Regions from separate parts of the Mus musculus genome. Here regions 2 and 3 are each linked to region 1. A link is a loop called in an ENCODE intact Hi-C map of the cell type or tissue named here. Cell type or tissue: heart. All regions are shown on one strand. Links, peaks and the distances in the headings refer to the core of each region. The heading gives the core; the rest is flanking DNA.

What was found. Peaks named below come from ENCODE experiments on the same cell type or tissue, not always from the same donor. Only the 100,000 strongest peaks of a DNase experiment are listed, where the experiment ranks them.
Region 2: a loop joins it to region 1, with 2.4 times the contacts of the local background. A loop is called at or near these places in 2 of 42 quality-filtered maps.
Region 3: it touches region 1 in a loop (2.1-fold over the local background); 3 of 42 quality-filtered maps call a loop at or near these places.

Annotation. Positions count from the first base shown.
Region 1 is chr1:130,975,272-130,982,746 of GRCm38, forward strand. No RefSeq gene overlaps it. Among named protein-coding and RNA genes, the nearest start is that of Gm41952, 16 kb to the left of the region's middle. In heart, for the core only: a CTCF peak has its summit at 4,399 (motif pointing left); no DNase peak of the experiment used is centred there.
Region 2 is chr1:131,112,982-131,120,456 of GRCm38, forward strand. Gm51643 (a long non-coding RNA gene) reads left to right here. Exons shown (of 2, transcript XR_003947991.1): 2 at 2,569-2,926. Among named protein-coding and RNA genes, the nearest start is that of Gm51643, 3.9 kb to the left of the region's middle. In heart, for the core only: a CTCF peak has its summit at 3,135 (motif pointing right); a DNase peak (open chromatin) is centred at 3,610; H3K27ac peaks cover 2,007 bases.
Region 3 is chr1:131,242,589-131,250,063 of GRCm38, forward strand. Rassf5 (Ras association (RalGDS/AF-6) domain family member 5) reads right to left here and starts at 2,590. Exons shown (of 6, transcript NM_018750.4): 1 at 2,101-2,590. The coding sequence starts at 2,542. It overlaps Gm28913 (a long non-coding RNA gene), which reads left to right and starts at 2,502. Exons shown (of 3, transcript XR_878525.3): 1 at 2,502-2,778. In heart, for the core only: CTCF peaks have their summits at 2,535, 3,472 (motif pointing left) and 4,034 (motif pointing left); DNase peaks (open chromatin) are centred at 2,703, 3,455 and 4,078; H3K4me3 peaks cover 2,922 bases; H3K27ac peaks cover 2,343 bases; H3K27me3 peaks cover 212 bases.

The DNA of each region.
Region 1 (7,475 bases), core at 2,089-6,088:
CGTCTTCTGAGATCTTCTTTAATTTCTTTCTTCAGAGACTTGAAGTTCTTTTCATACAGATATTTCACTTCCTTAGTTAGAGTCACGCCAAGGTATTTTATATTATTTGTGACTATTAAGAAGGGTGTTGCTTCCCTAATTTCTTTCACAGCCTGTTTATCCTTTGTGTACAGAAAGCTCATTGACTTATTTTTATATCCAGCCACTTCATTGAAGCTTTTTATCAGGCTTAGGAGTTCTCTGGTGGAATTTTTAGGGTCACTTGTATATACTATCATATCATCTGCAAAAAGTGATATTTTGACTTCTTCCTTTCCAATTTTTATCCCCTTGGTCTCCTTTTGTTGTCGAATTGCTCTGGCTAGGACTTCAAGTACAATGTTGAATAGGTAGGGAGAGTGGGCAGCCTTGTCTAGTCCCTGATTTTAGTGGGATTGCTTCGAGCTTCTCACCATTTACTCTGATGTTGGCTACTGGTTTGCTGTAGATTGCTTTTATCATGTTTAGGTATGGGCCTTGAATTCCTGATCTTTCCAAGACTTTTATCATGAATGGGTGTTGGATTTTGTCAAATGCTTTCTCAGCATCTAATGAGATGATCATGTGGTTTTTGTCTTTGAGTTTGTATATATACTGGATTACGTTGATGGATTTCCGTATATTGAACCATCCCTGCATCCCTGGGAAGAAACCTACTTGGTCAGGATGGATGATTTTTTTAATGTGTTCTTGGATTCCTTGGCGAGAATTTTATTGAGTACTTTTGCATCGATATTCATAAGGGAAATTGGTCTGAAGTTCTCTATCTTTGTTGGATCTTTTTTTGGTTTAGGTATCAGAGTAATTGTGGCTTCATAGAATGAATTGGGTAGAGTAACTTCTGCTTCTATTTTGTGGAATAGTTTGTGCAGAACTGGAATTAGATCTTCTTTGAAGGTCTGATAGAACTCTGCACTAAACCCATCTGGTCCTGGGCTTTTTTTTGGTTGGGAGACTATTAATGACTGCTTCTATTTCTTTAGGGGATATACGACTGTTGAGATCATTAACTTGATCCTGATTTAACTTTGGTACCTGGTATCTGTCTAGAAATTTGTCCATTTCGTCCAGGTTTTCCAGTTTTGTTGAGTATAGCCTTTTGTAGAAGGATCTGATGGTGTTTTGGATTTCTTCAGGATCTGTTGTTATGTCTCCCCTTTCATTTCTGATGTTGTTTATTAGGATGCTGTCCCTGTGCCCTCTAGTGAGTCTGGCTAAGGATTTATCTATCTTGTTGATTTTCTCAAAGAACCAGCTACTCGATTGGTTGATTCTTTGAATAGTTCTTCTTGTTTCCACTTGGTTGATTTTGCCCCTGAGTTTGATTATTTCCTGCCGTCTACTCCTCTTGGGTGAATTTTCTTCCTTTTGTTCTAGAGCTTTTAGGTGTGTTGTCAAGCTCCTAGTGTGTGCTCTCTCTAGTTTCTTTTTGGAGGCACTCAGAGCTATGAGTTTTCCTCTTAGAAATGCTTTCATTGTGTCCCATAAGTTTGGGTATGTTGTGGCTTCATTTTCATTAAACTCCAAAAAGTCCTTAATGTCTTTCTTTATTCCTTCCTTGACCAAGGTATCATTGAGAAGAGTGTTGTTCAGTTTCCAGGTGAATGTTGGCTTTCTATTATTTATGTTGTTACTGAAGATCTGCCTTAGTCCATGGTGATCTGATAGGATGCATGGGACAATTTCAATATTTTTGTATCTGTTGAGGCTTGTTTTGTGACCAATTATGTGGTCAGTTTTAGAGAAGGTCCCATGAGGTGCTGAGAAGAAGGTATATCCTTTTGTTTTAGGTTAAAATGTTCTGTAGATATCTGTCAGATCCATTTGTTTCATAACTTCTGTTAGTTTCACTGTGTCCCTGTTTAGTTTCTGTTTCCACGATCTGTCAATTGATGAAAGTGGTGTGTTGAAATCTCCCACTATTATTGTGTGAGGTGCAATGTGTGCTTTGAGCTTTACTAAAGTTTCTTTAATGAATGTGGCTGCCCTTGTATTTGGAGCATAGATATTCAGCATTGAGAGTTCCTCTTGGAGGATTTTACCTTTGATGAGTATGAAGTGCCCCTCCTTGTCTTTTTTGATGACTTTGGGTTGGAAGTCGATTTTATTCGATATTAGAATGGCTACTCCAGCTTGTTTCCTCAGACCATTTGCTTGGAAAATTGTTTTCCAGCCTTTCATTCTGAGGTAGTGTCTATCTTTTTCTCTGAGATGAGTTTCCTGTAAGCAGCAAAATGTTGGGTCCTGTTTGTGTAGCCAGTTTGTTAGTCTGTCTTTTTATTGGGGAGTTGAGTCCATTGACATTAAGAGATATTAAGGAAAAGTAATTGTTGCTTCCTGTTATTTTTGTTGTTAAAGTTGGCATTTGTTCTTGTGGCTGTCTTCTTTTAGTTTTGTTGAGGGATTACCTTCTTGATTTTTCTAGGGCGTGGTTCCCATCCTTGTATTGGTTTTTTTTCTGTTATTATCCTTTGAAGGGCTGGATTCGTGGAGAGATAATGGGTGAATTTAGTTTTGTCATGGAATACTTTGGTTTCTCCATCTATGGTAATTGAGAGTTTGACTGGGTATAGTAGCCCGGGCTGGAATTTGTGTTCTCTTAGTGTCTGTATAACATCTGCCCAGGCTCTTCTGGCTTTCATAGTCTCTGGTGAAAAATCTGGTGTAATTCTGATAAGCTTGCCTTTATATGTTACTTAACCTTTTTCCCTTACTGCTTTTAGTATTCTATCTTTATTTAATGCATTTGTTGTTCTGATTATTATGTGTCAGGAGGAATTTCTTTTCTGGTCCAGTCTATTTGGAGTTCTGTAGGCTTCTTATATGTTCATGGGCATCTCTTCCTTTAGATTTGGGAAGTTTTCTTCTATTATTTTGTTGAAGATATTAGCCGGCCCTTTGAGTTGAAAATCGTCATTCTCATCTACTCCTATTATGTGTAGTTTTGGTCTTCTCATTGTGTCCTTGATTTCCTGGATGTTTTGAGTTAGGATCTTTTTGCATTTTGCATTTTCTTTGATTGTTGTGCTGATGTTCTCTATGGAATCTTCTGCACCTGAGATTCTCTCTTCCATCTCTTGTATTCTGTTGCTGATGCTCACATCTATGGTTCCAGATTTCTTTCCTAGGGTTTCTATCTCCAGTGTTGCCTCACTTTGGGTTTTCTTTATTGTGTCTACTTCCATTTTTAGGTCTTGGATGGTTTTATTCAATTCCATCACCTGTTTGGTTGTGTTTTCCTGCAAGTCTTTAAGGGATTTTTGTGCTTCATCTTTAATGTCTTCTACCTGTTTAACAGTGTTCTCCTGTATTTCTTTAAGTGAGTTATTTAAGTCCTTCTTGATGTCCTCTACCATCATCATGAGATATGCTTTTAAATCTGGGTCTAGCTTTCGGGTATGTTGGGGTGCCATGGAGTGGGCGGAACCAAGATGGCTCCCGGGCCAGGCGGACACCTGTCCTCTGGCTGGGAAGGTGGCCGGATGTCTGGAGCCGAAAATGGCGCTGCCTCAGAAGCTCTGTGGCTCTTGCCTGTCCCAGAAGCTGTTAGCTTCTGTAGTCCACACTCTCACCTGTGCAGACTACTTTCTTCGGAGTCCTGGAACCAAGATGCCAATCTTTTTCATTCATCTGTGTACATGATAAATTCATCCCAACAAGATCCTAATGTTTCAAAGCAATGGGACTTGGCAAGTTCCTATTGTTTGTGGTTAGTCTCGTTCCCTTGAGAGCTAAGGTATAGCACTGAGTATCTGCGATGTGGGGTTGCCATCATCCCTGTGGAAATAAGAGAGCCCAGATCACTAAAGGTGTGTGTCCCTATCATTCCTGGCTTAGAGCTGGCACAGCACTCTTCCAAGATGCAAGCATACCTTCAGCAACGCTCTTCTCAATGTGTTAGTGAAGAAAATCCACCCTGATCTTCCTTCCACCCTACCCCACACATCATTCCCCAGGCTTGCTCTTCACTGGAGTATAAGCTGTTGTCTCCTGAGCCCATTCTGGCTTCTGCTTCCCAAGCCTCAGAGGATACTGCAATCTGACCTGAATTATGAAGCCAGTGGCAACTGAAAAAGGTTGGGATAGGGCTAGGGAAAAATCCACTCTGCAGAAGGCAGCTGCCCAGGTAAAGCTGCTGTAAGAGGCATGTGACATTCATTGTTGGTTCTGTGCCTGCTACAGCTGCGTCCACCAGTTCCTGTCATCTGCAGTGTAGCTGAACAACAGTCCCTTAGTAGAAATATATTTTGTTACCACCCTCAGCCCACCAACATCCCCATGTAACCCCCAACTATGACAGTTCCTGTTTGAAGTCCATTTCATCTGAGGCACAAGGACTGCTATGGTGCCATCTAGTGGCTATGGGGCCTCATTTTCTCATGGTACTTGGGGAGTGTGTGCTGGGTAGATATATATGGTTGTATAGAGAGCTAGGTTATCATGACTATTATCTCATACAGTTACTTTGTGTAACAAATAGCTAAAATCTACTTAAACAAAATGCCTATTTAGTAACACCTGAGCTCATGTTGAACATCAGCTCTCTAGGCTTGGTCTTCCTACATATCTGCTACTTTATAACCTTTGACTCCACTTCCTACCAACCCGTTCTCTATCTCTGTGTATTTTATCCTTGGTATCATATATATAACTGAGAGACCCTGCAAAACCTTTTCTTTATCCACTTTTAAAAGTTTAGCATTCCCTTCTACAGGTCCATTAATTCTGTAGCAAATTAACAGTGTTCCCTTTTTCCCAAGGCACTCAATATTCTATTATATGCACACACATATATGTCTACAAATATGTGTGTATAAATTTTGTTTATACATTCTTTGACCAATGTACTGTCTCCACATTTTAGCTATTGTGACTAGTACTGTAATAAATACAAGGGTCAGGTGACTTTGCAACATGTATTTTACCACCTTTTGTATAAACCTTCTCTGGTGATTCTCCTAAAACTGGATGGACAATCAGTGCAGACTTTCTCAAAGACTAGATGAAGGAGAAGACCATAATTTAAAGTCTGCCCTAGTTGCAGGCTGGACAGAGGATATTGTATTCAGTTAGCCAACAGAATCTGCCTCTAAGGATAAAGCGAGGAGATGCCTCAAGGCCAAGAGAGTGTAGGCCCACAACCTCAGAACCACCCAGACTCACCATTGTTCCAGATCACAAAAACTTGCACCTATGAGATCACACATAGCATTGGGGGATCATGAGTTATCCTTCCTTTCATGTGAAAGCACAGTCTCAAGGTACCAAACAAGCCCCTGTAGTGGCTTCCTGTGTCACAGAGTGAACTGATCTGGGGGGTGGGGGAGGAGGGTGGGAGGTGGGTTCCATGCCTCAGTTACCAGTGTATGTTGTGAGCTCCATTCTTTACCACACGTGAAGAAAAGGGGTGCTGTAAAAATGACGATTCGTTAGCTTATTGGAACTCCTCTTTATTGTTGCTGGCTATTGAGCAGGGATAGCACAGGAAGAGATGAAGAATACTCCTGAGACCACATCTGTGTCTTCTATGCCCACAGTCACTCCCATGACTTCTACGTGCAGTCACCTACCCCATGTTTCAAAAAGCTACAATGAGAACATTTGCCTGCAGCTGAGACATTGAGTGTCTTTCATTAAGTCTGTAAAAGGAACCCACAAAAGACATTACTAGGAAACTTTTAGAGAAAAAGTGCAGATGTTAATGACTACAGTTAACTTTCAAACACATCCTAATGATGTAGATGGGCCAGAAATCCAGGACCTACATGAACAGGCACACACACCTTTAAAAAATTACCAGTAAGCGCCGACATGAGGAGGTTGGAGAGATGGGTCATTGGTTAAGAATGGACTGCTCCTGCAAAAGACCCAAGTTCAATTTCAGCACCAGCATTGGATGGGTCACAACTGCCTGTAACTCCAGCTCAAGGTTTCTATGTTCCTTTTTGGATTCCTCACGCACAAATATACTTGTTCACATATATGTACATATGTGCGCATACCCACACACATACAGTCACATAACACACATGATTAAATAGAAAGCTCCAGATGAGATGAATGGCCGAGTGAGGATTCTTCAACATTCAAGGGCATGATAAGCACAATAAAAGAGCCAGTTAATGTGGGGGATAATATCTGCAAAAAGGAAAAAGTCAATGGCAGAAGCACAGGGCACTTGAACACCAAAAGAATTCATAAAACACTCATAATGTTCAGTGGTACTCCAAAAATATTTTTAAGAATGGCATACAATGCCCCAACCAACTGACATATCAAACTAACTCGATATCTCAGATCTTCAGTCTATGGCCTGTAGGGTATACATGTTGAGAAATGTATCAAACTCTATCCATATATTTTAAAGTTTGTGTAAATTTTCAGTTTCTCCTGGAGGGATCTAACCTCTTGCGCGCGCTCGACTGGCCAGGAAGAACGACGCTGCAACAGGATCCTTCTGCACACGTTTATTGGAAGAGCTTGATTATAGAGGCAAAAAGACCCTGAGCCCAGAACTGGTGCTGCTTACATAGGCCTAGGAGAGACGTGTCTCACATCTGATTGGTTAACTTGTCTTGGCAAAAGAACCTTCACTGCCTATGTATGTGTGGTGGCCAGCAGTAGCCAACTGCCACTCTGCAACGGCTTCCCACATCTCCTCCTTTTTGTTTTAATAAAATGAGACTGGTCTAGGCCTGTGCAATTATGTCCATCCGCCATGGCTCCTGTTTTAGGTCGTTCCTCTAATGTCACAGCCTTTCCCGTCATAGGGTAACCCTATCGCCACTGGGCCCCGTGTCTTAGGTTGGTCTGTGCATGAGGAAAGTTGCCCGTCTCTGGATACCGCAGTACTGTGTGACAGTAACTGCTAAATGACCTAGGGCGAACTTATGGCCCACAAAGGTATACTTATCCCGGTCTCAATCATCAGGAGCAGAATCATCTTTGGATTCATCTTGATCTTTCACGAACCCAAAGTAGATTTTCTTTACCCGGTACCACCGTTCCTCAGCTGAAGAGTTCTGAATCCACGCAGTCAGATCCTTCTCAGCAGTCTGTTTTGCAGGAACACTTCATTACCACCATTCCCCAGCTGAAGAGTTCTGAATCCATGCTGGATCCTTCTCAACAGTCTGTTTTACGGGAACCTTTATTAACCGCTCCTTCCCTGTGATGCAGTTCTGAATCCTCCCTGTAGCAGGGGGTCTTCGCTCGTGCCTGAAGATGTTTCTTTTCCCGGATTTTCGGCACCAATTCTTGCACGCGCTCGACTGGCCAGGAAGAACGACGCTGCAACAGGATCCTTCTGCACACGTTTATTGGGAGAGCTTGATTGTAGAGGCAAAAAGACCCTGAGCCCAGAACTGGTGCTGCTTACATAGGCCTAGGAGAGGCATGTCTCACATCTGATTGGTTAACTTGTCTTGGCAAAAGAA
Region 2 (7,475 bases), core at 1,560-5,559, 140 kb after region 1:
ATGTAATAATTTAAAGGAGGAAAACGGAAAGAATTGGCAAGCAGATAGAAAGGAGGACAGGACGCCAGAGTGCTGCTGAGAAGGAAGCAGCGGCGAGAATTGCCAACTGATTAGGGATGTGAGAGGAAAGAATTTCCCAGGAGCACTTGCTTCGAAGTTCTGAAAAGGTTACAGGCATCCTGATCTTGTTTTATAAATAACCTGAGTAAAGCCGGGTGCACGCCTTTAACCCCTTGTACTGGCTGGTTTTGTGTGTCAACTTGACACAGCTGGAGTTATCACAGAGATAGGAGCTTCAGTTGAGGAAATGCCTCCATGAGATCCAACTGTAAGGCATTTTCTCAATTAGTGATCAAGGGGGAAAGGCCCCTGTGGGTGGGACCATCTCTGGGCTGGTAGTCTTAGGTTCTATAAGAGAGCAGGCTGAGCAAGCCAGGAGAAGCAAACCAGTAAAGAACATCCCTCCATGGCTTCTGCATCAGCTCCTGCTTTCTGACCTGCTTGAGTTCCAGTCCTGAATTCCTTGGTGATGAACAGCAGTATGGAAGTGTAAGCCGAATAAACCCTTTCCTCCCCAACTGCTTCTTGGCCGTGATGTTTGTGCAAGAATAGAAACCCTGACTAAGACAGGTGCACATCTAAATATCATGTCTTCTGCCCCTTTCATGAGTCTGGAGACAGATGTGGGAGGTTTCGTTTAGAATGTAAGAGAAATAGTCATGCCAGTGACTGGGAAGGAGGCAGGGGAATTCAATAGAATACAGCAATGAACAAACCACACCTCCACCCAGCAGAAAAGAAACCTTTTTTTTTTTTCATATTTAATCAACACAAATGAGGTCATGGCTCAGAAAATGGGGAGCATTCTTAGTTCTTAGGAACTGATGCCCCAGAAAAGGAGCCAATAGGAAAGGAAACCAAGCTGTCTCTGGTATTCTCAGAGGAAGGGAGGGAAGAAGGGATGGAGGAAGGGAGGAAGGAAGACCTAGTACTACTGAATTTCCTTCTCTAAAGTAAAGAATCTCTGTGCCATAAGGTGTCCCCATCTGTGACTTAACCCAAACAACCAAACAAGCCAAGTGATTAGCAAGGGCCAACATTAGCATTTGAACCCAAATCTTTCTGGCTCCAAATGCATGCCCTTTGGCATCTCTTTATGACCAAGGACAGCCAGAGTCTCTTTTCTGGGGACAGCTCTCTATTTGTACAGACAGATGCCCTCCTTTATATGGAGTAGCAAATTTCTGTCTGGCCCAGAGCTAGGGTATAAAGATTAGCTGTGGCTCTGCTGTGGAAAGGGATGATATCGACCCCTACAGATGTTGTGACTGCAGGACAGTGAAGAGGCCACAGCCTTGCCTGTTGTTAGGATCTGGAGAAGCCTGGAGTGTGGTGTGGTGGCCACCAATTATCTGCTCAAGGCACCAAGAAATTACAGAGTGACTCCAGCAGTTTCTCATACAGACTTAAGCTGAAGACAGGCCTTGTACAGTTTCTGTGGAGAATAGATGAAACTTCTAGAGACAGGGCATCCTGAGAGCTGCACAACTCTGTGCTACTCAGGGCAGATTCGTGCCCTGTAAAACAACGATAAAGCTCATGTTATATGTTTTGCTATAGCAAAAAAGAAAAAAATGTTGAAAGTAACCTCAAAAATTAACTTTAAAATTTGTATTACATTTGTATCTATTTCTTGTGTGTGTGTGTATGTGTGCATACAAATACGGACATACATAAGCCACAGGTGCACATACATGAGCCACAGCACACATGTGGAGTTAGAAAACAGCTTTCTGGGATCTATTCTCTCCTTCTATCCTATGGGATAGATGGGATCAAATTCACGTTGTCAGGTTTGGCAGCAAGTGCCTTAACCTACAAGCCATCTCAACAACCTGAAGTCAATGCTTTAAAACTTGTAATATACTATGCAATTCTACTTTCAAACATACGCCTACTGGAGAGGGGAGTGGAGTGGGGGGGGGAGCATGGGACGGAAGGTGGGGGAGGGGACACTAAGAAAGGGGAGAGAGGAAAGAAGGGGAGATGAAGAGGGAGGGGGAAGGAAGGGGGAGGAGGAAAGGGGGAGGAGGGGAGGAAGGTATGGGAGGGTGGGGAAGGAGAAGAGGGGTGGGAAGGAGGGGAGGGAGAAGAATGAGAGGAGGGAAGAAAAAGGAAGGGGGAAGACAAAGGAGGCAGGAGGATGAGGGGAGGAGGAGTGAGCAGGGAAACGGGGAAGAAGAGGAGCAGAGGGGAGGACTCTCTGCCATTTCTGGTGCCTGAAAGCAATAGCTAGACCTTGGTCTGCAAGCTCAAAAACAAAAGAAACTCAGCCACAGAGTGTCTACCTAAAGGAGAACATGAATTGGTTCCACAGGGTTGTTTCTCATCCATGGCACCCAGTATCTGGCAGATACAGGATTCCATCTAGTGAGAAGTCTAAGGACAAACCTCCAGGATGAGGATGGCTCTGTGGTTGTAAGAACCATGGCAAGTGGGCACAGACATCTTGGAGTGTCTTCACAGTTTATGTGCCACAATCCCAGGTCCCTCGTCCTTTCCTGACAGCCAACCTTGGACAGCCGGTAAAGTAATGCGTGATCGGGTTGAAAGAAGGCTGTCACCCAGGAGGAGCATGGAGTACAGGACCAGGCATGAATGCCAGAGATGCTGGCTTTGAGCAGAGAAGACCACTCCCTGGCATCAGGACCAAAAGCAGAGCTCTCGGTCAGTGGTTAATATCCTTCCTCCCAGCCTCCCCAGAGCATGGGTATGGAATCTAGCAATTCTTCAGGTTCCAGCTAAGCTGCACGAAGGTGTTACAAAAGGCCATTTCTTCTCCTTGGAGGAGAGCCAAAAGGAAAAGTGACACACACAGCCTTCATCCTGGAGTCAATGAAATCATAGCTCACATGAGCCTGCAAAATGAGAAAAATGCCCTTGGCTTGGGACTAACCATCAATGAGGGGCGGAGGGGGAAAAGAAGGGAAGAAAGGGGGAGGGGAAACTAGAAAGAGCTGAGATCGATCCTTAATTCACACATCAGGCTCATATTCGTTTGTTTGGAGTTTTGGGAACAAACTGTATCACATAGAGAATGGCTGAATAAACTAATGAAGTGCGTCTGGTAAGCTTATCCCTATGTGCACCACCAGGGGGAGCACTTGTTCCACACCGCTGGTCTTTTATGCACTATGAAGCCGCTGGTTAAGGGCATAAATTCTGGGTTCTAAGGGCCTTTTTTTTTTTTTTTTTTTTTTTTTTTTTTAAAGATTTATTTATTTATTATATGTAAGTACACTGCAGCTGTCTTCAGACACTCCAGAAGAGGACATCAGATCTTGTTACAGATGGTTGTGAGCCACCATGTGGTTGCTGGGATTTGAACTCTGGACCTTCGGAAGAGCAGTCGGGTGCTCTTACCCACTGAGCCATCTCACCAGCCCTCTAAGGGCCTTTTAACACCACCACCACCACCACCCCTTTTGTCCAAGAGCTGCCTGATTTTACTTTGTGCACGTCACCCTGTTTTCAGATAAGGAAAATATCTGACCCCGGGGAACTGGCAGTTTCTCCCACTCTTAAGGGCTCCAGAAATAGAGTCCTCACCTCACTTGGCGGCAATCCCAACCCTTTCTTGCTGTGGGATGTTTCCTGTCCACAGACCCCTAAGACGGGAGCTAGACAAGCAGGTGCCTCCACAGGGACCACACATTCGAGCCTGAGGAGGAAGTAGCCTGCTTTCCCGAGGCCTGGAGCCTCTTCTCTGCCCCTGCCCCAGCCGCAGACCCCCTACCAACCCTCCTCACCCACCAGCTCTCCCCAGTGCCTGGCCAGCACCTAGGAGCAACAGCCAGACTGTGGTCCCCGCAGGCTGCAGCGTGCCTTTGTCTGGGCTCACAAAAACCACATTTAGAACCGACTCCCACTTCTGATGCCCCCAGCGCATCTGTCTTTGCTTCGTTCCATCTGGCGATCTCAGAGGAATGGCTAATTAAATTGAAATGAGCTGGCCTATTTTTAGTGTTCTTCAGCTATCAGGCCTGGGGGGAATAGCCACAACGTTTGGAAAAGAACACCAGGAAGACTGAAAATCTCTGGAGCTGCATGCTGTTTCTAGGATTATCAGCTCCCAAGTCCCACCTGCCTCGGCAGGGTCCATCCGGTTCTCCTGTTGTCCTGTTTGAGGATGGGGCCAAAGTTGGAGGAAGGACGCTATGATTTAGATACAGCTTAGGTGTGGCACCTCCTGTGTTGCGAGTCTAGTAAGGTAACGGGCGGGCGCCGAGACCTTGAGAGAGTGCACTTGGATCACTGATGCTGTGTCTTCAGCTGCTTTCACAAACCCCTCATTTGGTCTAGTGTGAGGTCATTATGAACAGGCAAGACGAGCCTCGGCCCTAGGTGCTGTCTAATCAATACATCTCTCTGTCTCAAAGTCACAACTGTAATGGAGCTAACTCACCCAGGAGTGTCAGCCAGAAGCTCAACATACAACACTGCCCTGCTCCCTGACTTACAGCTCCCCCATTTATAAAGTTCACAGCCTCCCTCATTTTCCTATAGTACCTGAAAGTGACTAGTAAACAGGCTTCCTGGGTGCTCTTGATCCACCTCATCCTAGAACCAGAGACACATTCAGCTCAGTGAGCCTTGACAGCTTGATGCCAAGTCAGAGCTGTGATGAGCTTTAGATGACAACAGGTTTGTGCAGAGAGGAGGTGAGGAAGGGGAGGTGAGAGGTGGGGTGTGGTAGAGGTGAGGATGGGGAGGTGAGAGGTGGGGGGTGTGGTAGAGGTGAGGATGGGGAGGTGAGAGGTGGGGGGTGTGGTAGAGGTGAGGATGGGGAGGTGAGAGGTGGGGGGTGTGGTAGAGGTGAGGAAGGGGAGGTGAGAGGTGGGGGGTGTGGTAGAGGTGAGGATGGGGAGGTGAGAGGTGGGGGGTGTGGTAGAGGTGAGGATGGGGAGGTGAGAGGTGGGGGGTGTGGTAGAGGTGAGGATGGGGAGGTGAGAGGTGGGGGTGTGGTAGAGGTGAGGAGGGAGAAGAGAGAGGTGGGGTATGTGGTAGAAGTGAGGATGGGGAGGTGAGAGGTGGAGGTGTGGTAGAGGTGAGGAGGGGGGGTAAGAGGTGGGGTATGTGGTAGAAGTGAGGATGGGGAGGTGAGAGGTGGATCCCATCCCAGGTCCTGGATGGTACTTGTGCAAACATTGCTTCCTGCTAGTGAATTGGAAAAGCCATCCCTCTACTGCCACGTTAGGACCCCCTCTGGTTCCTTGTCTGCACAACCGACGTGCTCCTTACTTGGAGGTATGTTGTTTGATGCAAGCTAAACCCCTCTCCAGCTTCTCTTCCTCCTGCGTCCTCTGCTCTGGCCACTCTTTGTCACATTTTTAAAGTTTTGTTATTTGGTTTAATTGCACACATACACTGGGGAGGGGGTCTTTGTGGGTGTACAGTCACGTGAGAGATGGTGACCCTGAGGCCAGAGGCACCGGAACTTGAGTTTTAGGAGGTTGTGAGCTGTCTGACACGAGGAATTGAAGACCAGTCCTCAGCAAGAACAGTACACCCTCTTAAACCCTGAGCCTTCTCTGCAGCTCCGGAGCGTTTTTTTTTGCTTTTTGCTGTTCCTACACATTTCAAGTTGTGTGTCAGGAATTCCCTTCCTTGCATGACAAATCCTTCTCGTTAAGGGCACTACTCGGCAGTCACCTGCCTGAGGCTATTAGTCACTCCCGCCTCTGTGGTTTTCTAAAAGTTTGCTCAGACTAATATTAGACCTTATCAAACACATCCGACTTCTATGCCTACGTGGGATAAGGGCTTGCTGCGAGTGGGAGGTGTGTTCAGCCCATGGAGCTGAACTTCCCAGGCTTATGAATCCAGTGAATTCTTACTGTTGCGTGAAGATGAGAGAAAGTGAAATCGGGTTCTTTATTCTTCTGGGTCCCCACACAGCCCAAAGACGGCAGGGCCTCCTTCCTCCACCAGAGTGAAGCTTTGGCGAGTGGGCAGCCCTCTCTTACATCCTCACCCACAGCCAGGGCTCCTCAGGATTCCAACAAACTCTCTCTCTTCCTTATGTGCTTGGCCCTTGGGCGCATCAGGGTGCCTATTTTTTTTAAGATTTATCTTATTTCTATCTATGTGTGTGTGTGTATCTGTGGACACACTCAAACACTGTACACACACAGGTACATGCATTTGTGTGTCAGTGCCAGAGAAGACCAGAAGAGGGAGTCAGGCCCCTGGCATTATAAGCCAACGTGAGCCACCCAATGTGGATGCCAACACAGGTGCCAGGAGGAGAACTCTGTTCCTCTTTGAGAGCAGCAAGTCACCAGCTGTCACCCCTCCAGCCCCTTCACTATTCCTTAAGGGTTTCCTATCCTGGTCCACATTCTATAGTCTCTGAGCTGCCCCCTCTTAGGGATTAGGCCCAGTATCTACAGGGCATCTTCCACACTCTACCCAGCTCCATTCCACAGACTCCACATAACCTGCTCCATACCATCCATGGGCCCTCCCTTGCCTCTGACAAGTTTATTGATTATACCCCAGGACCTCGTGTCCCTCAGTCTGCCTATGTCCCAGACCTCCACTTAACCCTTAAATCTCCAACTCAAGAAAACAGGCATTTGTCCCTAGCCTTAGACACAATCTCCATGAAGTGTTAGAATAGTTCCTAAAATATCAAATTATTCTTTTCCTCTCCTTCAATACTTTCCTTGCCAGATACATATGCAAACATCAGGGATTTGACCGTTACATTTGTTTTGTTTGGATTTTTGATGGGAAAGTGGGGCGAAGGCCCAGTCTAACTTGAAAAATCCAACCTTCTGGTAAGGAACTGGACAATGGGCCCTGACTTTTCATGCGTGACCTCTGTGCTAGCCATGGCTCCTTTAAAAAATACACACACACACACACACACACACACACACATATATATACATATATATATATATATGTACACCTTAGCTGTCTTCAGACACACCAGAAGAGGGTGTCAGATCCCATTACAAATGGTCGTGAGCCACCATGTGGTTGCTGGGACTTGAGATCGGGACCTTCAGATGTGCAGTCAGAGCTATTACCCGCTGAGCCATCTCGCCAGCCCTAGCCATGGCTCCTTGAATCTACTGCAGCACTGCCCCCTTGCTCTCGGCCTTCCGTTCCATAAGGCTCATCACCCTGTAGAGAGCAGCTTCTCTGTCTCTCCGAGACCTCCAGCCACTATCCAGCCAACCCACCGCGTGCAGGGCAACGCACAGCATGCTGGCATTCCTGAGGTGCGTGGCTCTTGCCAGGAGGAACCCAGCAGTGGGCCTCTGTTCCCAAGGCTCCTTCCCCAGCAGCTCAGTGAACCCCGGACGAGGGCTTCAGCTTTTGAAATCATTTAACCTAGTTCCGGGTCTTCAGTACAAAGACTGAAGATAACACCTCCTGGGAGCCTCTCACGGTGAGCTGTCCTA
Region 3 (7,475 bases), core at 1,560-5,559, 270 kb after region 1:
ACTCACCGTCCAGCACTGAGGTTACAAGCATGTGCTACCATGCCTGCTTTTATTTATTTATTTATTTTAAATGTGGGTTCTAAGGATCCAGTTCAGGTCCTCATGCTTGCTTTGCCAACTGAGTTGCCCCCCTCTTCCCAGCTCCAGGATTACCTTTTAAAACATCCTTTTCTGACCCATGCTTTTCAAAAATGAAAATAAAACAAATAAACCCTCTCAGAGAGCCAGACCTCAGCTTAGCACCAGATGTCTGGTGAGTCTGTCCTGCACACCAAAACTGTCTCAACTTTCTCTTGGTCAGCCGAACACTCACGGTTAGTTAAATATTAAAAAAAACCAAACAAACAGAGATTCCTTTCTGTGGCCTTCCTGACTTCAGTTCTGCTGCCTCTTTGGTGTTCAGGCATCTCTGGCTGGTAGGAAATCGACTACTCAGGGGCCACAGGAACCCAAGAAAGTGAAAGGACCTCAGCAAGTCGCAGGCCAGTGGGGATGCCTTGTGGAAGGAAACGGCAGGGAGGACACTATTTCCCAAGTGCTGGAAACTATTTAGGGACGGAGCAAGGGAAATAAACAACTCTCATGTGGTATGAGGATGCTCATTTCGTCATGGAGTACTGCACAGATACCCACAGAATCCTGCCAACACAGCATCATTGCTAACCAGAAGAATATCACAAACTCAGAGTAAAGCTGACAGTCCCTCAAAGTCTAAACAAGCGGGAATTGCAACAAGCATATTCTCACAGACAGTGCAGCTTCTGGAATTTGAGCCTTAGTAGATCCATAACAGTGAATCCACTGCCTCATCCTCTGTGTCCAGGGCTAGTGGGTACTGCAAAGCACTCAGGAACACGGAGGGAGATAAAGCTAGCAGCGGGCCCAGAGGTAAGTTGCACTGGATTCGTCTGCAGGTCAGCAGCATTTACAAGGAACAGCAGCCCGTGCACAGGACTCTACATGCCCAGCCTTCTCCTTAACAGGCACCTGTATGGGGGATGCTCATGGTAGGAAGAATAGTCCCCCTTTTTCCTTTCACATATTCTGGAGCGGCTGAGGGGGAGCTGTTATGGGCTAGAGTGAGGGTAGTAGTGCTAGCTGCTGCTGTCCAGTGTTGCAGTCTGAAGGAGGCAACAGAGGATGGCCCTTTACCAAAAGATGTGACTGTAATCCATGTCCACAGATGATTGCCGGAAGCTGTCATTGCACTGCGTGCTTCATATGTTCAAAGGAGCTACGTAAACACACGGGTATGAGTATCCTCTGGCAACAGCAGATCCCTGGGTTGGTGGGGAGGAGACTTATACAGGGATACAGACTCACCATTGGCGAGAGGTAATGATAAGCCCTAAAAAGAGCGCAGACTTGCTCAGAAACTCTCTATACTGGTGCCCAGTGTTACAGTAAGATTGGGAGAAGCCAGCAGGCCAGTGGGGATGCCTTGTGGAAGGAAGGAACTGGCGGGGAGCTTAGTGATTTTAGGGCTGGAAGGCGGGTGCAGGGGGACAGGAGGAGGAAGAGGAGGCCACGAGGCACAGTCACACACTGGAGCAGAGTATAGAGCGTTGAGCCAGGTGTGGAGGGCTGAGGAGGCCTCAGGTGCAGGTGACCTTGGCATCTTTCAGCCTCACAGCCTGCTTCCATTCAAAGCCTAACCAGGCTTCCCATGCCAACAGCTCCCTAGGAGGAAGAGCCTGAGAGAACCTGAGGTGACCACCGAGTCATCTCCCCATTAACCCTAATAAGTGTCAAATACTCACTTCGTTGTCAATATCACTACCTCATTTTTAAAACTCACAACTAAAGGAAGAAGAGGGTGTGCGTAAGACACAATGACCTTGTGGAGAGCCATCAGTCCCAACCTACAAACAAGCTTGTTTACGCGCACGGGGGAGAAGGCTCAAACCCGTCTGAGGATACGTAACTGTACACATACAACTACCTCTGGTCAGTGGGCAGCCATTAAAGGATGCCAGGCAGTGACAGCAGCTGTCTCCAAAGGTAACCTGCCTAAAAGTTCGGACTGGCCACAAAAGGCAATGGCCTCCTCTCCCGGGCTCAGAGCCCTTCACCTCGCGCACCTTCCCCGCCCTCACTCACTAGCGCAGCGCAGCGCCTGCCGCAGCACCTCTCGTCCGCACAGGTCACACCAGCCCGGACCGCCCCGCAGCGCCAGTTCCACGAAACGGTGCCCCTCGCCTCTCTCGGCCAAGACGCGGGGATCCTGCGGCTGCTCGAAGATGCTCCTCACGTCGCGGGGTCGGTGTGACCCAGGTCGCAGCCGCAGTCTCGGCTGCAGACCGGGCCGGACAGGGCGAGCGTGTCGGCAGTCTCGGGGCGTGGGTTCGGGGTCCCTCCGGCCACTCCTCCTGCCACCGCGATCCTCTGACGCCCCGGCCGCGGGGATCAGGGCCGTGGGGATGCAGCGGCGCGGCCGGGCGGGAGGTGGCGGCTCGGTGCCACCCAGACTCTGCAGATACCGCGGCGGCTCGGGATCTAGGAGCAGCGGGTAGGGACGTTGCCCGATGGCCGGGGAAGCCATGGCCAAGGCCCGCAGGCGGCGGCAGCTACCGAGCCTGGCCAACAGAAGGGGCGGCTCCGGTCGAGCGCGCTTTTAAAGGGCCCGCAGCCCGCGGGCGGGGCGGGGCGGGGCGGAGCCCACCGAGAGGCCGGAAGGGCAACACGCGTGACTGCGGGTCGGAGCCGCGTGGATTTAGGAGTGACTCGGCGACTAGGCGGTGGTGAAGGTCCGAGCACCCGAGAGGCTTCGCGAGCTCGGTAGGCGCCGGCTCCTGCGCCTGTCTTCAGCTCTGCCCCGTCCCCTCTGGGCGTCTCCCAGGGCGCCCTAACACCGGCGGGGCGGGGAGCAGGTGGGAAGGCAGGGCTTTGGCAACCTGGTGTGGCCCCGGGACAGGAGCTAGCCCGCCGCTGTCAGTAAGGCGGCCCGCGGATTCTCCGAGCTGCCCGTGGGAAGCTGGCTACATCAGCTCTCTCCCTTCTCACCTCTGCTACATAGACTGCCCCTCCCCGAAGACTGGGATTAGAGTGACTGGTGATCCTTGGTGATCCGGTGATCATGAGAGACCTCTCTGTGCCCCATGGGTGGACAGGAACTTTCCTCCCGAATTACGCCCCTCCCCCCTTAGTTGCTGGAGTAATCACTGCGGAAATGAATGCCAATCCCTTACACACCTCCTTTGGTATGGAAGGTCCACCTGAGCAGGGGCGCAGGGTGGAGAAGTCCGCATCCTACCAGCACCAAGGGGTGCGCCATAGGTTCCTGTCTGGCTTAAGGTTATGTCGCCACCATCTTGAAAATCCTAATTCTTAACCCGGCCTATTCTTTTTGCACTGGGTCTTGAAAATTATGTAATGGTAATAACTAGTGGGCCTGTCCACAGTGCCGTCTCAAGGGATAGAGAACAGGTGGGACTGTGGATTTTCGAACCTGTGCCCGGTCGGTCGGTCGTAGGCTAGCAAGGGTCCTGGGCCCTCTACAGGCTGGTTTTGTAGCTGCAGGCGCCTTTGCTCTTTCCAGTTCTGCGGTTCTGACTTAGGCCTAGCTCACATTCCCGCCTCCCCCTGCCCCCCTTAAATTACAGGTTTGATTGATTTAGTGGCAGCCACCAGCAAGCAACTATGGGAATAGAGTCACTGCACCAAATTCAAAAATTCTGTATTTTGGGTCTCAACAAACCACTGGTAGAAATATTGGGGGAGGGGCATGTCTATAGTGAACATGTACACACTCTTTCTCCTTACTTATTAAATAATACTGGATAGCAATGATTCATATACACTTTCACAGTACCGGTGTTTAATATAGGCGGGGTTAAAATGCATAGGTTCTCTCTGCACACAAGCTACCTTATAAAAGGGATGAGAACCCTCAGGTTAGAGTATTGGGAGCAATAATGTATGTATAGAATGTGTGGGGATTCTGAAACCAGACCTGGAATTGTCTATAAATTCGCCTACATTTTAATCTCCAGGGTTCTTTCCCGGCTAGTGATGGGTCTCCCCCTAGTGTCTGGCTGGGGAATCCTCACTTTCACTTTTCCTCTCGAAGGTAAATTTAGGCAATGGCTAAAAGTCCAGTGACCAGGGAATCCCCAGCCTTCCCTGCTCCACAGCCTCTCTCCCCACCCCCACCCCCGCACCCCTCCCCCAAGTGGTGGTAATCAGAATCCTGCTCCTTTCAAGTGGGTGGCAGAGGAAAAGTTCCTGGTCTCTGGGCCTCGTTTTATTCACTGGTTTCTGGGGAGTGGAAAGAAGGACTCCAAACTGATAAAGTTATGATAAGGCGGTGGGCACAGAGGCCACCACTCTGCCCCTCCACCCTTCCTCTTGCTCTCTTTACATCCGTGCTCCAAGCTTTGGAGGCCAGCCAACCCTAGAGGGCTTTTAAAATCACAGCTTGCTGGCAAGTTCCTGTGTCAGTAAGTCTGGGCTAGGATGCTAGACTTGTATTTCTAGCATGTTCCCATAGTAGCATTTGTGCTGATGGTCCACTGTGAGAACTATTGCTCTAGAGCCATAGCAGAGTGGAGGGAAAGGACCTGCCTGTTCCAGAGCTGGGTTCCTTGTAACTGAGAGAGCCCAGCAGGAACTCTTCCTTGGCACTTTCTCCCAAAGTGTGATGGGGGAAGTGCAGCCTGGCTTTATACTCTTTTCCTCCTCCTCTCTAGGGTATCTGCAAGCAGCTCTCTGGCTTCTTGCAGAAACCTGTATTGCATGTAAAAGTTTGCTTTGTTTCTACCCTGTGTCTATTCATCTTCACAAGGTTGGAAACTTGTACCTCTCAGGGGTGCCATCTTTTGGGTACGACCGGGGACAGAGACCAGCTTGAGTGTGGGGTGATGGTTTGGTGTGTAAGTAACAGGATTCTGGTAACACACAGCCCTGGGAGGCCAGTTCTGAGACACTATTTATGAATAATAGCCAACAGCCATCATCTCTGTCCTTCCCTCGCCCAAGCATTCCAAGGGTCTGTCGTTTGTGGCTGACTTCGATTCCCTGGCTGAGAAGGCTCCTGTGAGGACACCAGTGTCAACTGTCATAGACTGAGGCTGGCTGGGACAGTTAGGTGTGCAGCATCCCCAGCATGGGGCTACATAGAAGACACTCTGGTTTGGTTTTCCTGTGGCTCTGATTTGATGGAGCAGTGATGGCTGCTTCCAGAGCTGATGGGGAAATGACATGGAGCCAGAGCTCCTGGGATGAACACAGATGATGTGGATGGAGATAGTATAATGCCATGTCATGTGACCCACCCAAAACTTTCTCAACTTTATCTTAAGATCCATCTCTCTGAGACAAAAAAAAAAGTTCAGGGTGGGGGAGTAACTATCCCCCAACCTCAATAGGTATGGGACTCACCTCTTTAATCTTTTCCAATCCAGTCCCCTCCCATGTCCCATGATAGAACATCTCCTTCTCCTTCCAATACACACACACACACACACACACACACACACACACACACACACTCCTCCTCCAGGGAAGAAGTGGGGAAAAAAATCACCAAATCACTCAAACCCCTGTAGTTCAGGTAGAGAGACATCACCTGGGGTGATGGGTGCCGGGCCAGCGGCATCTTTGACTTTGTCCTTGGTCACCAGGCTTCGAGGTCTCACCACATCTGCTGGAACATCTACTGGGAGGTTTTGTTTTGCTTGTTTTGCTTTGCTCCTTAGCAGATCATCTTGGCTCAGTGTGGGGTGGGTCACTTTTCCCAGCTGTGACTCATTCCAGGAGAGAGGACATGTTGCTTTTATTTGTGACCAAGGGGAAGGAGTATGGTCAAGGCTGCTTCAGAGGTGGTCCGATAACATGTTATTTCCCCTGTTGGGTGAGTTATTTCAAGACTGTCCCCCAACCTCTCCCCTAACCTCTCCCCCAACCCCAGCCCCTAGCAAGAAAGAGAAGGAGAAGACAGACATAGCCTGATTTTCCAAGGGGGAAAGCAAGCTTTGCTTTTATCTGACTCTGAAGCATTTGAAGCTGCTTAAAGTCTCTGAAGGTTTTCGGAAGCTCTGGGGATATTGGTAGTCACACATAGGATTACTATGTCAGTCAGGATAAGTGATGTTGCAAATGCAGCCCCATATCTCAGTGCATCAGACAACAGAGACCTCTTTCTCACTTATGCCCCATGTACAGGACGACAAGCACTCGCAAGAGTCTCTCAGGACTCCTGCAGATCCCAGACACCATATCTAATACGGCCAGTCACTGTGCCAGGAGGAAATGGAGAAATCCCTGCTGATCCTCACTGGAGCTTAAAAATCTTGGTCGCTTCCATTCACAGGTCACAGACCATCCTACACAGGGAGAGCCGGCAGCAACTCCTCACTGTGAGCTCAGAGTCGGAGAAGAGCCGGGGTGGGGTAGCTGACCATCGGCACTGATAGCCTCTGCAGTCCTCAGGGACACAGAGCGGTTATTAATTTCTTAAGCCAGGTACTCCTCTAAGATCCACTGCGTATTAGGTGCTTGTTCAGGCACTGGAGGTCTGGCAGAGACACACAGTCATCAAGCTTGCTCTCTAGTGGGAGAGGCACACAATAAGCCATAGGTGGGATGCCTGTATACCAGGACTTGAGTGGTTTTGAAAACAAATGCAGCATTTTTAGGAGACAGACGGTGAGGCGGTTTTGTATCAGATTAGCCCACTGGGTCTCAACCCTCCTAATGCTGAGACCCCTTCATACAGTTCTTCATGCTGTGGTGATCCCCAGACACAAAATTATCCTTGTTGCTATGTCATAACCGTAATTTGCTACTGTCATAGATCATAATGTAAACACTTACATTTTCCCAGTGGTCTTTGGGGGTCACGACCCACAGGTTGAGAACTACTGGATTAGACAGCCAGGCTCTTTCCTAGATTTATCTAAACAGAGTTAAATGGAGAAAAGCCCGTGTCTGTGAGCAATAATGTTCCAGGCAGCAGATGCGCCAGTCTCTAAGCATTCCCCAAATCTATGAATACAAATGTGCCCAAACATTCTCACACCCTACCAGCATGATGTCTGACGACTGGCTTATATTTTATAAGAGATTTTGATTAATATGACACATGAAGCACAGAAAATGGGTCTGAAGCCGTGGAAGGTAAGACTGTGTGATCCTTGTACAAAATTTGAGGGAGATGCCTAAGGCCTTCTTCTTCCTGCTTAGGCTACGCACTACACAGAAGGCTCAGTCTCCACGAGAAGGGGGGTCTCTTGCAACTTTCAGTGGCAGGTGTGTGTGTGTGGGGGGGTGACACCTCACATTGCTAGAGAACAGTAAATCTGTGAGGGTCTCTGGTAAAATGCAAAATGGCCAGCGTCCCTACTTTATAGATTAGAAACCAGAGGCACGGGATCATGTGACTGACACAGAGCTCCTAGCCTGGATTCCAGACCATTCAAACCTATGTATTGGTCTTTGCACTGCCTGCTGGGATGGGAAGGGCTGGTGAATAAAAC